2 separate regions of the Homo sapiens genome follow, and region 2 is linked to region 1. The links are chromatin loops, found by intact Hi-C in ENCODE. Cell type or tissue: CD4-positive, alpha-beta T cell. All regions are shown on one strand.

Region 1 (5,000 bases):
CCATAGACAACAAGTAAACAAATGAGCAAGGCTGTATCCAATAAAACTTTAATGACGAAACAGGCAGTGGGCTAGATTTGGCCCATGGGCCATAGTTTGCCTACCTGTTTACCCTTTGTTTAGAGTCTTTCTCTTGCCCTACTCCCTGGCCCCAATCTCTGCTACCGTGGTAACGTGAGCTCCGCAAGGGCAAGGATTTTTTCCTATTTTGTTCATGGACTTCCAAAATGCCTACAACAACATCTGACACATAGACCCTCAACTTATTAAAATAATAGATAAGTTAATTATGTTTTGAGTGTTTTTTATAAGCAGCATATAGCTGAGGTTTTACAATTCAGTCTACTGATCTCATCTCAACAGATATGTTTAATTAGGTTGCATTCATTGTGATTTCTAGTATATTTGGAATTATCCCTGTCTGGTTTTTGTTTTGTATTTCTTTCCTTTATCCCCTCCTTTCCTGCTATCTAGGTTTAATTAAATTTCCCTCATTTCTCCTTAGGTTCTGTCTTTGAATTTAGAAACTGCACATTCTGTTTTAACTTCCTTTAGCACAGATCCCTAAATACTGAACATGTATATTTGGCTTAGCAACATTTAACTGTATTCTTCTTAAATACCTTCAAGACCTTAGAATACTTCACCTCTGATTTTTGCACTTCCAGTGTATTGTTATTCTTTTCCAATGTTTTATTTTCACTTTGTTTTAGACAATGTCTGCTGCTCCCCTGCCCTGCCATAGTCTTTTCCTTTGTTTTATTGTCAGAGCTTTTTTTTTTTAGATTTACTCATCTTATTCCATTCTTTTGTGTTTAATTTCCTTCTTATCAGAACATATATTGAGTAGTTATTTCAGCAGCTATCTGTGATTGTTGAATTTCCCCAGACTTTGTTGGAAATACCTTTATTCATTTGTATTCTTGTATAATTTAATTAGGTGAACAAATTATTTTATCTTCTAAAATTTGTTACTTCCTTTTTTCCCTTCAATTTTGAAACATTTTCAGCCAATATCTCTTCACATCTTGCCTCTTGTCTATTCTCTCTGTTGTCTCCTTCTGGAATTCTTTTCTCTCTCTGTCTCCCCCTACCCGCCCCCGAGTTGGAGTCTCACTCTGTCATCCAGGCTGGAGTGCAGTGGTGTGATCTCGGCTTACTGCAACCTCTGCCTCCCGGGTTCAAGCAATTCTCCTGCCTCAGCCTCCCAAGTAGCTGGGATTACAGGCATCCACCACCACGCCCGGCAACTTTTTGTATTTTTAGTAGAAACGAGGTTTCACCATGTTGGCCAGTCTGGTCTCGAACTCCTGACCTCAGATGATCCACCCTTCTCGGCCTCCCCAAAGTGCTGGAGTTACAGGTGTGAGCCACCATGCCCAGCCTGGAATTTTTTTCTTAGATGTCTGTGAGACCTTTCAGAACTCTTCTTTCATTTTTTCTGTCACATTATCTGTGCATTCTGGGTAACATTCTTACATCTATCTGACAGGTCACCAACTGTCTTTGTATGTAATCTACTGTAATCTGTTTGGCTTTTTCATTTCAGTGACTTTTATTTCTAGAGGTTGTTTAAAGTTCTTTTCCAAATCTGCTTTATTTTTCTCAAGATAGAATCATCCCATGTTGTTTCTTTATAAAAAGTAGATTCAAGTATCTTCACTTCCAGTCCAGTATCCTAAAGGATGAGATTCATGTCCAGGGACAGATCACAAAAACATATACCAGTATTTGTAGTTTATTATGGTTTCCCAAGTAGTTCATGCTGCAGGATTGATTGCTTATTTTGTTTCTTTAAAGATCTTGGAAGATATTTTCACAAAATATAATCTGAATATACAAAAATATAAGTGGCAATTGGGATAATTTAATGTTAACATTTATGTGGAGTGAAATCAATCTGCCTGTTTTATTTGTTGCATACATCAAAATGGATTCTACATTCCCTTCTAAAATATCTATAACATTTTCATATTAGAATGCTTCATTCATAGACCAAACATGACAAACTCTGAAGTAAGAGAGCTTGTCCTTTCCGAGGGTAGATGTGAATTAGATACAGTAGTAAGTAGGTTAACTGAAAAGACGAAAACCTTTAGAGAAGCTGTAGCCTAAAAATGCTGTCTTCATTCATAAAGTGAATTTCTCCAAATCCTAGAAAACATTTAAAAAGTGGCATTTGTTTAAATGACTAAAACAATTTTTCAGTTAAAATGTTTGGAATTTGGCCAGGCACAGTGGCACAAGCCTCTAATCCCAGCACTTTGGTAGGCCAAGGCAGGCGGATCACCTGGGGTCCAGAGTTCGAGACCAGCCTGACCAACATGGTGAAACCTCATCTCTACTAAAAATACAAAATTAGTGGGGTGTGGTGGCAGTTGCCCATAATCCCAGCTACTTGGGAGGCTGAGGCAGGAGAATCACTTGAACCCAGGAGGCAGAGGTTGCACTGAGCCGAGATCGCACCATTGCACTCCAGCCTGAGCAACAAGAGTAAAACTCTGTGTCAAAAAAAAAAAAAAATTGAAATTTTAAATGCCTAAACTTACAATATTTTGTTTTAATGTAGCTTTGGGATTTCTGACAAATTCTTGTTTGCTTTTCCAAGTCTGCTTAAAGGTTAATTGATTAAAGTGGGTGGGTCCTCATGTTTACTAATGTGTGTTGCAGCTCTTTTGGTACACCAGAAGGCCAGAATGGAACGACTTCAAAGAGAACTTGAGATTCAAAAGAAAAAGCTGGATAAATTAAAATCTGAGGTTAATGAAATGGAAAATAATCTAACTCGAAGGCGCCTGAAAAGATCAAATTCTATATCCCAGATACCTTCCGTAAGTCTTTATGTAACTGTTGTGATCTCTGCTTGAACATGAGAGTAGGCCATCTAACATAAGTGTAATATCTCTATCTAGTTTTCTTCAGATGTTCTTAACTCTTGTTTTTCTGTCCTTACTTTCTTGTGCCAAACTCCATTCTTTATTAACTAATGACTAAGAATTCAGTGCAAATCTTACTTACATAGAATTATTTTTCAGCTTGAAGAAATGCAGCAGCTGAGAAGTTGTAATAGACAACTCCAGATTGACATTGACTGCTTAACCAAAGAAATTGATCTTTTTCAAGCCCGAGGTAAAGTTCAGTGTATTTGTAGCTGAAATTCATCGTATTTAATTCACCAGCAGTTTTTCTGTGGCTAAAAACAGACTTATCAATCATAATCTTACTGTCTCAGAACATGTGGCTTTGGAGCCAGACAGACTTTTAAGAATATATTTAAAAAGTCACCCCCATCTCAATGGCACTATCTTAACTGATAAAATATAGAAGATAGTAAAAATAAGGTTTATACATTCTTTAGACAATGATAGTTTCTTATACTTGAGCTATTAATGACAAGCAATGTTTTCTTATAGTAAATAATGTTTACAATTTAATTCAGTTCCATAGAGAACTAAAAGGAAATGTTATCACTTAAACCTAATTCTGAAGTTGGATAAATAATAAAAAGATATAAAATGGAAAAGACAGGAAGGGGAAGGAATCTAACCAAAAGAGAAGTCTTTAATCACACTTGGGACTGTGTTCTAGAATCTGTTCAACTGGAAGATGATTATTTTTATTTTTATTCTTTTTAAATGTTGATTAAGCTATTTATCTTTAAACATTCATAGAAAAATACCATAATTTAACTCTAAAAAGTTGGTGCTGTTCTAGAAACTACAATCCTTGAACTTACTCTTTTTGTGTAAAATTTTAACCATTCTATTACATAGTGCAAGGTTTTTATATTTACTTGAGGTAAAGCTGTTTAGTTACTTAAGTCCATGTTTGATCGTTTAAAATTACATTTTAAATTGTGAAATTTTAAGTTATTTTAACTTGCCACATAGAACAGGGATCTACTTCTACTTCTATTAATGTCTTACCAGCATTAATTTGACTTCTTTCACAGTTTACCACTTACCCGTGTTTATGAGTACTACATTATACCTAAGATAATATATTTGAAATATGTTTTGAAATCTTACATATAATTCGAGGTTAGAGGGGCAAAATAAATGAAAAGCATTTCTTATAGCGTGTTTATTTTTAGAAAGAAATACTTGTTTTAAAAAGTAAAGTTGTTTTTGAGCTATAAGCATTGATATATTTACTTTTTATATATTTCAGGACCACATTTTAACCCCAGCGCTATTCATAACTTTTATGACAATATTGGATTTGTAGGTCCTGTGCCACCAAAACCCAAAGGTTAGTGTATCCATTAAATGTGAAAACTGTTACTTTTGAAAAGCAAAATTTTAGAAAATTTTTCCTGTTCAGCAACCTTCCTCTCTAGAATTGCTTCAAACTTTGGCATTCTTAAATGAATTCATTAAGAAGATGTTTGCTTATTTTCATTTACATGCTTGGGGTTGGGAAGGATGCAAAGATGTAATATTCTTAGCTTTTTAAAAGTAATATGCACGAGCTTAGGAAACACTATGTACTCCCAACCAATAATAGCAAGTCTTGGTTAAAAAACAATTACTAAGTACAAAAATTTGTATCATTTAAAACTTTAGACAAATGATAAGGAAGATACCTTAGGGAAGTTCCCCCCCCCCATGAGTATTTAGTTTAATTTATATATAACTTTAAGTAATCAAAATACCCTAAATTCCAGGTGAATAGTTTTCTACCTTCTATCATTTTACATCATTGATATTCTCAGAATATATGCACACCAAACTAAGACATTTCAAAGTATGTCTGTGTGTTTTGATCCAGGCATTAAAATGTGTGTAGAAATGGAAACAGGTACATAAATATCACTGCTGAAGGTAAAAATATAGACATATTTACAGATTAACACTTAACCGTGGTATATAATTTACTTTCAACTCTAATAAGAAAGTTAAAAGGTAAAAATGTGTTAATGGATACATAATATTAAAAGAAGAAAACTGCAAGAACACAAAAGTGTGGGAGGGTGGAGGTTGTAAAGATGCAGTAGTATT
Region 2 (5,000 bases), 53 kb after region 1:
TTTGGAAAAATTCCAAAGGGGATTACACTTGAAATGTGCTGTGTTTTCACTTTTTTTTTTGTACTTGTCTTATTCACAGTGAATCAAATAAAACAGCTTTACAGCTTACTAAAACTCAAACTTGTTCTCAAAGGAAGCAGTTTAAACATTTTCAACTGAAAAATCAGCAACACAATGATTCTACATCAGGAAATCGAACCAGGGAGACAAAAAGCAGCTCTAATAGAAAGCGTGTCTTGTCAAAAGGTTAAAAATAAAAATAAAGGCCCGGGGCCAGGCGCGGTGGCTCACGCCTATAATCCCAGCACTTTGGGAGGCTGAGGCGGGGATCACAAGGTCAGGAGATCGAGACCATCCTGGCTAACACGGTGAAACCCCATCTCTACTAAAAATACAAAAAGTTAGCCAGATGTGGTGGCGGGCGCCTGTAGTCCCAGCTACTTGGGAGGCTGAGGCAGGAGAATGGCATGAACCTGGGAGGCAGTGGAGCATGTAGTGAGCCAAGATTGCGCCACTGCACTCCAGCCTGGGTGACAGAGCGAGACTCCGTTTCAAAAATAATAATAATAAAAATTAAAATAAAAAAAATAAAGGCCCGTTGAGGTGGCTCATGCCTGTAATCCCAACGCTTTGGGTCTTTACAAAAAATAGAAAAAATTAGCTGGACGTGGTGGCACAACTGTAGTCCCAGCTACTCAGGAGGCTGAGGCACAAGGATTGCTTGAGCCTGGGAAGTCAAAGCTGCAGTGAGCCCTGATTGCACTACTGCACTCCAGCCTGGGTGACAGATGACAGAGCGGAACCCTGCCCCCTCCTCCCCCACCAAAAAAACCCACACATATTATGAGGAAAATCCAACTTATTTACAAAGAATGGGTCATCTTCAGGCCTGAGATCCCAATATGTTATGGTAAAATTGTGGGTGCACCGTCCTCTTTGGAAAAAGGGGGTAAGGAACAGATCTGGCTCAATCCATGCTAAGAATCTGGTTTTAAAAGATCAAAGAAGTTTCAGAGAAAAACCTAACATCACTGTATGCCCCAGGGGTGTCATTTACCATGAATGAAAGGGCTGGGAACGCACTCTCCCTGAGGTGCCCCCCAGGCCTGCCAACATCTCATGAAATCTGGTAGTAAACTGGCAAGAGTTCCCTCTGCACCAGCAGGCTGCAGGAAGTTTGTGGGGCTGGGGGCTGGTCTTCTCTGGTCTTCCCCTGGGAAGTGCCTCCCGCTTTCCCCAAACTGCCAAGCTACCAAGCCCTCTAGTGAACAAATGAGCCATAGTCTGGAGGGCTGGCATGGTAACCAGAATGGGTGGATGCTGCCAGGAGAGGCCAGGGCCCCTGAGGATTCGGGGGTCGGCACTCTGGCAGCACCATCTCACTTCTTAGCCATTGCAAATGAGTAGGCCCTTTCTCCTCAAACCCAGAGCAGTAGCTGGCTAGAAGAAACGGCACCAGGAAGGTGGCAATAAACTCTGACTGAGCTCATGTCAGTTTTCTCCTAACCCACCTGTAGATTTGAGAGCAAAAGTCCTGACTCATCCAGCCCCAGTGTAACTGTGAAGTGCGGCTGTCATGTTTACAGTCCCAGTTACTCAGGAGGCTGAGGCAGGGGGATCACTTGAATCCAGGAGTTTGAGGCTGCAGTGAGCTATGATCACACTACTATACTCCAGACAGAGTGACAGAGTGAGACTCTGTCTTTTTTTTTTTTTTAAGACGGAGTCTCGCTCTGCTGCCCAGGCTGGAGTGCAGTGGCATGATCTCAACTCACTGCAACCTCCGCCTCCCAGGTTCAAGTGATTCTCCTGCCTCAGCCTCCTGAGTAGCTGGGACTACAGGTGTATGCCACCATGCCTGGCTAAATTTTTGTATTTTTAGTAGAGACAGGGTTTCACCATGTTGGCCAGGCTGGTCTCGAACTCCTGACCTCAAGTGATCTGCCTGCCTCAGCCTTCCAAAGTGCTGGGATTACAGGCATGAGCCACCATGCCGGGCCGAGACTCTGTCTGTTTAAAAAAAGAAGAAGAAGAAGAAGTAAAAGAAGGCAGCTCAGCTGGTACAGTAGAAAGCCTATTCTGGAAACTGCCATGATGGATGGCTAATAAAATATTGGAGATACTTAACCCTTAGCCAAACAGTATGTGTCTGTGTGGTGTGTGTGAGTATGTACATGTATGATAGACTGTGTGTGTGTGTGTGTGTGTGTGTGTGTGTTTGTGTGGTGGGGGTATGTGTGTGAAGGCCCCAGAAGGTGGCCCTGGGACAAAGCGCTCCTACCACTTGTCCCCAGCATAGGACAGCCACACAATTCAGAGCACAGGAGAGCCCACACCTGGAGGCTGGGCTGCCCTTGCGGGTGGGGTTAGCAATAGCTAACATGAAAACTTCCAGATAGCAAACCTCCCCTGGCCACCTGACTACATATTTCAAACATTACCTGAAGCAATGAAATTCAAGAGCATTCATAGTCTTTTTTAAACTTCTGACTACGACCCACATTGAGGTTAGTTACATGGCTGCCAAGGGGGTGGGGACACAGGATAGGTAACAAGAGTTCAGACTCAGCCTGATGGCACAGGGTGCGCTTTGCCCTGTCCCAGTCCACTGTGTTTGTGGTGGTGACCCACTAAATTGATTTTGTGACCCACTTGTGGGTTCTACTGCAGCTTGGACCCGCAGTCTCCGTGCACATGGAAAATCATTCCCTCCACGGAAGTGGGTGGACCTCCCCGCAGCAGGCCCCGGCCTCAGTGAGGATCACCAAGTGCCACCAGGCCCCCACAACCCCGCTCAGGAGGAGGAAGCAGGCTTCCCTGACCATCTTTAAAGAAAAGGGGGCACCATGATGGGCCCACTCAGGTCCAGGCTGGCAACCACAGGTCCACCCGTCCAAGACGCAAGGCGAGGCTGGGCCATTCCCTGCAAGTGCGTGTTGGTCCCTTAGGGCTTGCCCAGGGGCGCCCCCGCGCTCTGGCATCTCTGTACCAGGAGGATGAGCCTGGCGAGGTCTGAGAGCTCCGGGAACGCGGCCATCACGCGGTCCACCTGGTCACGCGGGAAGACGCTGTAGAGCGCGATGCGAGCCCGGGCGCGCGCGTCCCCCTCGTCGTCCTCGGTCGCGTACACTGAAAGTCCCCCAGTGGCGCCGTCGCCCCAGGCCGGCTCCGCCCAGACGGAGCGCCCAGGGAAGCGGTCGGAGCGGGGTGGACGGGCCCACGGGTCGTCGGGTGGCCTGCGCGGGGAAAGCAAGTCGCCGTGCAGGTCCCTAGGGCGGTGTTCGCCCCGCGGCTGGAGCTGCAGGCCGGGCGGAGGCGGGAGGTCGCCCGGGGAGAACTGGCTCTCCGGGCTAGGGAGGCTGAGCGGGCCTGGCACCCGGCCGCCCGCGGACACCCAGTCGGGCCCGCCCAGTCGGGGCGTGAGGCTGCAGGCGGGGACCGGGAGAGGCGGCCCCAGGGGCCCCAGGTCGTCGCTGAAGGCCAGCCGAGAGAAGCTCCCTCGCAGGGCGGCCAGGTCCGGGGACCCCCGCGCCGGCGGGAGGCTGTGCGCAAATGGTTCCCGGGGGGCCGCCCGGGCTCCTGCGGAGCCGCCCGGGGCTCTCGGTGGCCGCTGCTCCTCGGCGCCCGCGCCAGGCCGGGCCCCTGTCTTGGCGCGGAGCTCGTCGGCCACCGCCAGTTGCGCGTGGTGCGGCCTCTCCGGGTGGTAGAACTTGCACTTGATGCCATAGGTGCATTTCTTGCCTGAAAGGGGCGGGGGCAGAGAGGGCGCGACGTGAGGCCCGGGGGCGCGGAGGGGCGGTGGTTCCTGGTGCATCCGGGGAGTGCCGGCCCGCGGCCTCTCCGTGGAGATTCCTCCAAGCAGGCCCCCAGGCCGCCGCGGACTCCTCAGACTCAGCGCCCTGGAAACGCCTCAAGATCTGGGCGCGGGGCCGAGGTGGGGAGAAGTGCCCGGGAGGCGCGGGCGGCCTGGGTGAGGGGGCGCTGAGCACACTCATCCCAGGGTATGCAGAGGAGTGTCGTTCCCAGGTCCCTTTGACCAGGGACTAAGACCAAATCTCTGGATTCAAAGACTTTCAGCCTCCAATTGCCCAGGGACCCTGTGGATAGGGCCAGGCTTAGGGAGCGGGCGGTAGGGAGTGGGTGCTCGGGGCAGAGGACTGCGCCTGCAGTGCCGCCTCAGTTCCCACCGTTCTCCGTGTTCGCTGTGCTAACGCTTGCCCTCACCCTGCACGCTGTTCTAACAGAGTCGTGAACAAATGGTCAAGTGTTACTATCCAAACCCAAGGCTTCTGAGAGTGAAAGGGGGAAGGAGGAGTCAGCCTGAATGTATGTATGGTCACCTAATTCTAACAAGAAATGATTGACTGTCACCCAAGTCTTTACTGAACTTGGAAACATCAAATAACTTGACGAAGCAAGTCAGTGAAAGAGCTGGCTAGAAGGCTGGCATCCCCCAGGGTGCTGGGATAAAATTCTTAACTCTTCATGGATAGCAGTGACCAAAGTCCATAGGGTGGAGGGGTGGAGAGCAGGGTAGGGTGAGGACAGAAGCTGCCAGGGGCCAGGTGAAGGGACTGAGACCCGCAGCTGGGTTTGTGTCCAGGCTCCCGGCTTCTCAGACACAGCTTTGCTGTGTGCATGACCCCTGCATCCGACCCTGGCATGGGATCCTGGCTCCCATGAAATCACCGGCCAGGATGTCAGTTCTACAATAACCCTGTCAGGAAAGTTAACTCTCCAGGTAGCACAGCTGGAGGGCAGAACTTGGGCAAGAGCCCAGGCCGCTGAGCACCAGGCCAGCGCTTTTTGACTGTGCTCCTGTACTGCCCCCACACAAGGCCCTGAACAGGGCCTGCGAAGCACTGGGCCCTACCCACCATAAGGACAATGCTGCCAGGATGGCTCTGGGGGCTTCGGCTTCCTGCTCAGGAAGTTGCTCAGGGAGGGTCCATGGCGGCCCAGGGGGTCATCAGGCGGCATGAACCTGGAAAATAAGCACA

Evidence for each region. Hi-C counts contacts between places; a loop is a spot of excess contacts. Peaks named below come from ENCODE experiments on the same cell type or tissue, not always from the same donor. Only the 100,000 strongest peaks of a DNase experiment are listed, where the experiment ranks them.
Region 2: it touches region 1 in a loop (11-fold over the local background); 1 of 110 quality-filtered maps calls a loop at or near these places.

The regions. Positions count from the first base shown.
Region 1 is chr6:149,394,934-149,399,933 of GRCh38, forward strand. TAB2 (TGF-beta activated kinase 1 (MAP3K7) binding protein 2) reads left to right here. Exons shown (of 7, transcript NM_001292034.3): 4 at 2,671-2,831; 5 at 3,036-3,129; 6 at 4,171-4,251. Among named protein-coding and RNA genes, the nearest start is that of SUMO4, 2.8 kb to the right of the region's middle. In CD4-positive, alpha-beta T cell, no CTCF peak of the experiment used is centred here; no DNase peak of the experiment used is centred here.
Region 2 is chr6:149,447,739-149,452,738 of GRCh38, forward strand. ZC3H12D (zinc finger CCCH-type containing 12D) reads right to left here. Exons shown (of 6, transcript NM_207360.3): 5 at 4,878-4,984; 6 at 1-3,741. The coding sequence ends at 2,945. Among named protein-coding and RNA genes, the nearest start is that of ZC3H12D, 35 kb to the right of the region's middle. RefSeq lists enhancers at 3,429-3,980, 3,981-4,532. In CD4-positive, alpha-beta T cell, no CTCF peak of the experiment used is centred here; a DNase peak (open chromatin) is centred at 3,057; H3K27ac peaks cover 16 bases.